Linked DNA regions of Mus musculus: region 1 is linked to region 2. Evidence: chromatin contacts called from ENCODE POLR2A ChIA-PET data. All regions are on one chromosome and are shown on one strand. Each heading gives the region's core, a stretch centred on a gene start or an enhancer-like site at or near the end of the contact. The rest is flanking DNA. Distances are from core to core; before and after follow the strand shown.

Evidence for each region. ChIA-PET counts read pairs that join two places held with the same protein, here RNA polymerase II (POLR2A).
Region 1: POLR2A ChIA-PET joins it to region 2 with 11 read pairs in embryonic stem cell. The contact joins the enhancer-like site here to the promoter of H2aw in region 2. POLR2A ChIA-PET finds 5 or more read pairs at or near these places in 4 of 5 experiments (Patski and embryonic stem cell).

Annotation. Positions count from the first base shown.
Region 1 is chr11:58,994,626-58,997,507 of GRCm38, reverse strand. Obscn (obscurin, cytoskeletal calmodulin and titin-interacting RhoGEF) reads left to right here. Exons shown (of 104, transcript NM_001171512.2): 97 at 223-345; 98 at 492-662; 99 at 1,197-1,281; 100 at 1,481-1,720; 101 at 1,947-2,170; 102 at 2,405-2,480; 103 at 2,674-2,823. Among named protein-coding and RNA genes, the nearest start is that of Gm51863, 3.5 kb to the right of the region's middle. Within about 2 kb of position 1,432, at least 1 of the 3 ENCODE cell types and tissues checked has a DNase peak (open chromatin) inside an H3K27ac peak, as active enhancers do.
Region 2 is chr11:58,953,290-58,955,989 of GRCm38, reverse strand. It overlaps H2aw (H2A.W histone), which reads right to left and starts at 1,305. Exons shown (of 1, transcript NM_178218.4): 1 at 798-1,305. The coding sequence starts at 1,252. The coding sequence ends at 860. It also overlaps the pseudogene H2bu1-ps and a transcript of Trim17 not described here.

The sequences.
Region 1 (2,882 bases), core at 183-2,682, 41 kb before region 2:
GGTGGACTGAGAGGGATCTAGACAGAGACTGCCAGGCAGGTGGACCCCCACACTAGTAGAGGTGCCAGCCTCTTCTATTCATCCTAGCTTGAAGCCCCTCTCCATCAAATGACAGAACAAGTAGAGGGCAGGCCTGGCAGCTGGTGAGAGTGAGACAGGTGTGGCCAGAGGTTGTTCCTTGAGGGTTGAGTGTCCACACTGACCACAGAGTTGCCCTTGCAGAGCGCCCTTCATCTTCTCCACGCCCTGAGGTGGGGGAACTATACAAGGATGCGGTGCTGCTGGTCTGGAAGCCTGTGGAATCCTGTGGCCCGGTGACCTACATTGTGCAGTGCTGTATAGAAGGTATAGGCTTTCTGAGGCTTGGGACTCTGAAGGATTGGCATGGAAAGGCACTGTTGGGTGTGTCTGCTCTCTGCCTGTGGGTGGCCTCAGGAGAGGGGTTCCCTTGACTCTCCACAACAGCTTCTTACTCTCTCCTGTGTGGTCAGGAGGCAGCTGGACAACCCTGGCTTCAGACATCTCTGACTGCTGCTACCTCACTGGCAAGCTATCGAGGGGTGGCATGTATATCTTCCGGACAGCATGTGTCAGCAAAGCAGGAATGGGCCCCTACAGCAGCCCCTCAGAACAGGTCCTCCTCGGAGGACCCAACCACCTGGGTGAGCTTTGGGGCCGATGGGGCAGATAAGGGTGGCTATCAGATCAGGCATAGACATCCTCTTGTCCATGAATGATCTACATGCCTGCATTCAACATTCAAAGCCTGCACTCCCTGGAGATCCCATGGACCTCCTGTCCCCTTTCACTCACTGACACACCCCCTCATGTCACCCTGGCAGTTGATTTTGACTTTTCTGGGTGTTCTGTTTGCATCTGATGGAAGAGTCCTGCTGTGGTTGATTAGAAGTGGATGGTGTAGACTCAAGAATGGTGGATGTCATTGGATTGCTATCCCATTCCATCCTGGAATGCTCTCTGCCATTTTCACAGATGCAATTAGTTAAGATAACAGATCCTACCTAGACCCCAACCTATCCACACACAAAGCTAGTTGATCAAGGAACGAGAGGTCAGAGTGATGGGAGCTTAAAGGGTCATTTTTGTAGTGCTCGGGAAGGGACTGAGAGATGTGGGAGGGACAGGGCTGCCTGGATGTCCCTCCATGACTAGGTTCCCTATCTCATCTCTCACAGCCTCTGAGGAGGAAAGCAGCCGGGGGAGGCCAGCCCAGCTTCTCCCCAGCACAAAGACCTTTGCCTTCCAGATGCAGATCCGGAGGTGCGGGGTGTTTGTAGAGGGTGGGAGGGTGGAGACTGTCCCCCAGCTCTTCCTGGGGGCTTTCCATGACCCACACTCCAGTGCAACTGCCCAGCATGTCTGTCATTGTCCCCTGACCTTATCTGCTCCCTGAGCTTGGTCCTCGCTGCTCTAATTGTGTGGGGACTACACGCAAGCTCCCCACATTTCCTTCCTGCAGGGGCCGCTTCAGTGTGGTGCGGCAGTGCAGGGAGAAGGCAAGTGGGCGGGCCCTAGCTGCTAAGATCGTTCCCTACCAACCTGAGGACAAGACAGCTGTACTAAGAGAATACGAGGCACTTAAGAGACTGCACCACCCACATCTGGCCCAACTCCATGCCGCCTACCTCAGTCCCCGGCACCTGGTGCTCATCCTGGAGCTGTGCTCTGGCCCTGAGCTGCTACCCTCTTTGGCAGAGAGGTGAGGGGTAGCCTGGTCTGCCTGTGAGATGATCAGTCATGCAAGCAGAGATCTCTGGGAGGGACTGTGAGAACTGTCTGACCCTATCTAGCTGGGACTCTGCAGAACCTGAGGCCCCTTCTGGCTTGCCAAGGGCAGTGTTCTCGGCCTTCCCACATGTGCCAAGCCCTGCTAGGATACCCATTCTACCTGCCTTGGGCCTGTTCTGAACCGTCTGTGCCCCTAGGGAATCCTACTCAGAGTCTGATGTGAAGGACTACCTGTGGCAGATGCTGAGTGCCACCCAGTACCTGCATGCCCAACACATCCTGCACCTGGACCTGAGGTCCGAGAACATGATGGTCACTGAGTACAACCTGCTTAAGGTTATAGACCTGGGAAATGCCCAGAGTCTCGACCAAGAGAAGGTCCCAGCCCCTGAGAACTTCAAAGACTACCTGGAGACCATGGGTACGTATATAACTCCTGATCTGTCGGGGCAGGGAGGAAGTTCTTCCCTCCGTGTCTGCCCTCACTCTCGGCTCCACTGACATCCACCAGCCTCTCACTAGGGCCAGCCGCTTGTGCTTGGCTCTATTCACTTGGGCCCAGATGCCCTGCATGCCAGCTGGCTCCTCCACTGACATCTACCACCTGACCTACCCACCTGTGCCCAACCTCATCTTCACCCATGCTTCTCTGCAGCTCCAGAACTCCTGGAAGGTCAAGGGGCTGTTCCACAGACAGACATTTGGGCTATTGGTGTAACAGCCTTCATTATGTGAGTCCTTCCCAGGTGTCTGGGGAAACTGCTAGGGGGGTGGGTCAAGCTACAAACCCTGTGCACCCCCACAAATACATCCAGAGATTAATTTGGTCCCTATGCTCCACCATTCTCTACGGGGAGCTTGATGTCCCAGTATCTCCTATCCATCCAAGGGTAACTGAGTCTCCTGTGCTCCTCACCCACGCAGGCTGAGTGGCGAGTACCCAGAGAGCAGCGAGGGGACTCGCGACCTGCAGAAAGGCTTGCGCAAGGGACTCATTCGGTTGAGTCGCTGCTATGCAGGATTATCAGGAGGAGCCGTAGCCTTCCTGCAGAGTTCATTATGTGCTCAACCCTGGTAAGGAGCTCAACCTGTGTCCGCCCCGCCCCGCCCCGCCCCCTCCACTGCTCTGGCTG
Region 2 (2,700 bases), core at 56-2,555:
TGCCATTTAAAACGATTTAAAGGTAACTCATTTAACCCCCTCCTCTCCCTTTCCCAACCACGCTCCTGATTTACCTGTAACTCAACCATTCGTCATGCTGCTTAAAGAAGTCACAATCATCTATAAAAGCATGTCCTTAGTATGATGCTGCTTTAAACTTTATGACAAAGGACACTGCTGTACTCTCACACCTAGTTTAACCAGAACCTGACAAATCACTTTGCTCCCCAAGGTTAAGCTACTTAAGTGGATCCGATTAACCAGTTCCAAAGGCCTGCAGGACCACCATGCTCATCTGTAATCCTACCACTAAGCAGGCTGAAGCAGCCTAGAGACCGGCTCCCCACCCCCACAAAGGAAACCAGCAAAACTCCAAAGTTGTAAATCGCCTTGTAACAGAACATTTATATAAACAAGTAGATTTGAAATACCAAGTCTCCCCTCAGAAACCTTTGAAAACCCCGTCCTAACTGGAAGACTTGAACATGTCAATTTAACCCAGTTTCAATAGAAACACTAGCATCTAAACCAGAACCTTATACTAATTTCTATTATTAAGTATCCCCTTAATGTCCAAACACGAACGTTAACTGCAACCTTGTGTCTGACACGGAGTGGTGGGGAGAAACTCGAACGCCTCCAACGGCCCGCAGGCCACCCGCAGATGAAGCCGTTGGTCTCCCTTGAGCTCCCCAAGCGCCGCACAGGGATGCAGGAATGCACGGAAGGAGTCAGGAGAACTGGCCTGGCCAGTAACTGGCGACAGGCTCAGTGTACAGCGCTTTCTAATGAGGTTGTGGGTGGCTCTGAAAAGAGCCTTTGGTGTCTGTAAAAGTCGCACTAACGACCGGTAGGGGCCTCACTTGCCCTTGGCCTTGTGGTGGCTCTCGGTCTTCTTGGGCAGTAGCACGGCCTGGATGTTGGGCAGGACGCCGCCCTGCGCGATGGTCACGCGGCCCAGCAGCTTGTTGAGCTCCTCGTCGTTGCGGATGGCCAACTGCAGGTGGCGCGGGATGATTCGCGTCTTCTTATTGTCGCGGGCCGCATTACCAGCCAATTCCAGGATCTCAGCAGTCAGATATTCTAGCACAGCCGCCAGGTACACCGGGGCACCAGCGCCGACCCGCTCCGAATAATTACCCTTACGGAGAAGGCGGTGCACACGGCCCACTGGAAACTGCAGGCCGGCACGGGAAGAACGAGACTTCGCTTTTGCACGAGCTTTGCCGCCCTGCTTGCCACGACCAGACATCTTCCACTGATAACCAAAAGTACGCAAAAACAGAAAAGAAACCTAGCGAAAACGAATTCGTAAGCGCCAGCAAGCTCTTATATATGATCAGGAGGGAGGCTAGACTGCACCTTCCTATTGGATGCCAACAAGAACCAATCAGAAAAGAACGCGGAGCCTTCCTAATTTGCATATGCCTTACCCCGCGATGACGTAATGTAAAATTGTATTCAATCAAAGGGAGTGATGCCTGATCCTTCATTTGAATGCAAGGCATACAAATATTCTTGCTACAGGGGCGTCCGCGTTTCCGTAGTACAACTAGACATTATGCCTGATCCATCCAAATCAGCTCCAGCCCCCAAGAAAGGCTCCAAAAAGGCGGTCACCAAGGCGCAGAAAAAGGATGGCAAGAAACGCAAACGGGGCCGCAAGGAGAGCTACTCCATCTACGTGTACAAGGTGCTGAAGCAGGTGCATCCGGACACCGGCATCTCGTCTAAGGCCATGGGCATCATGAACTCGTTCGTCAATGACATCTTCGAGCGCATCGCCAGCGAGGCCTCCCGCCTGGCGCATTACAACAAGCGCTCGACCATCACGTCCCGCGAGGTGCAGACAGCCGTGCGCCTGCTGCTGCCCGGGGAGCTGGCCAAGCATGCTGTGTCCGAGGGCACCAAGGCAGTCACCAAATACACCAGCTCCAAGTGAGGCGCGGCGAGGGTGCCCTCAATTCAAAGGCTCTTTTCAGAGCCACCCATACAGTCGTTAAAAGGGTCTTGAACACAGTGCGGGCCACTGACGATTGCCACGCGCCCGAGGCGTTCCCTGACACTGGGTGCGGCCAAGTCCGATTTTTGAGCGAGAAATGTGGGGGTATGGCTGCTTTGCCCTTCCTAAGCGTAGAGTGTGAACGACAGCTGCAGGAGCAGGCAAGGGGCGTGAGTCCTCTCCCCAAGCCTGAAGTTTCGGTGGGCGAGGTCACAGTGAGGTGGTATTCTGGATGTGGGCCCCCTTGGTGGCCTCTGAATCTGTGTTCCCTTTAGCACCCTTTCCATCCTTTTCTGGAATAGAGAGGCGTCTTTAGCCCCTGAAAACTATTCTGACATTATATCATGTCAATAAACCCTGCACTAGCAGTATGCTGGAAACGGGGCGGGGGGAGGGGCGGCACACCGCAAAGCCTGTGTGCAGGAGCTAGGATGTAATTAGCCTGAGCTGCCAGCAAGCAGTTTCAGTGGTTAGGGGATGGGAGGTGGGAAAGAGTTCCGTTGTTTTGAGCAAGAGTTGTTCCCCTAAAGCTGCATAATTTTCTGTGAAGCATTAGTAAAAGAATAATCCACACTCAGCATTTATTTGGAGAACGTCATTAAAAATTTTTTTATTAGATATTTTCTTTATTTACATTTCAAATCCTATCTCCCTTTCTGGTTTCCCCTCCGAAAACACCCTATTTCCTCCTCCTTCCC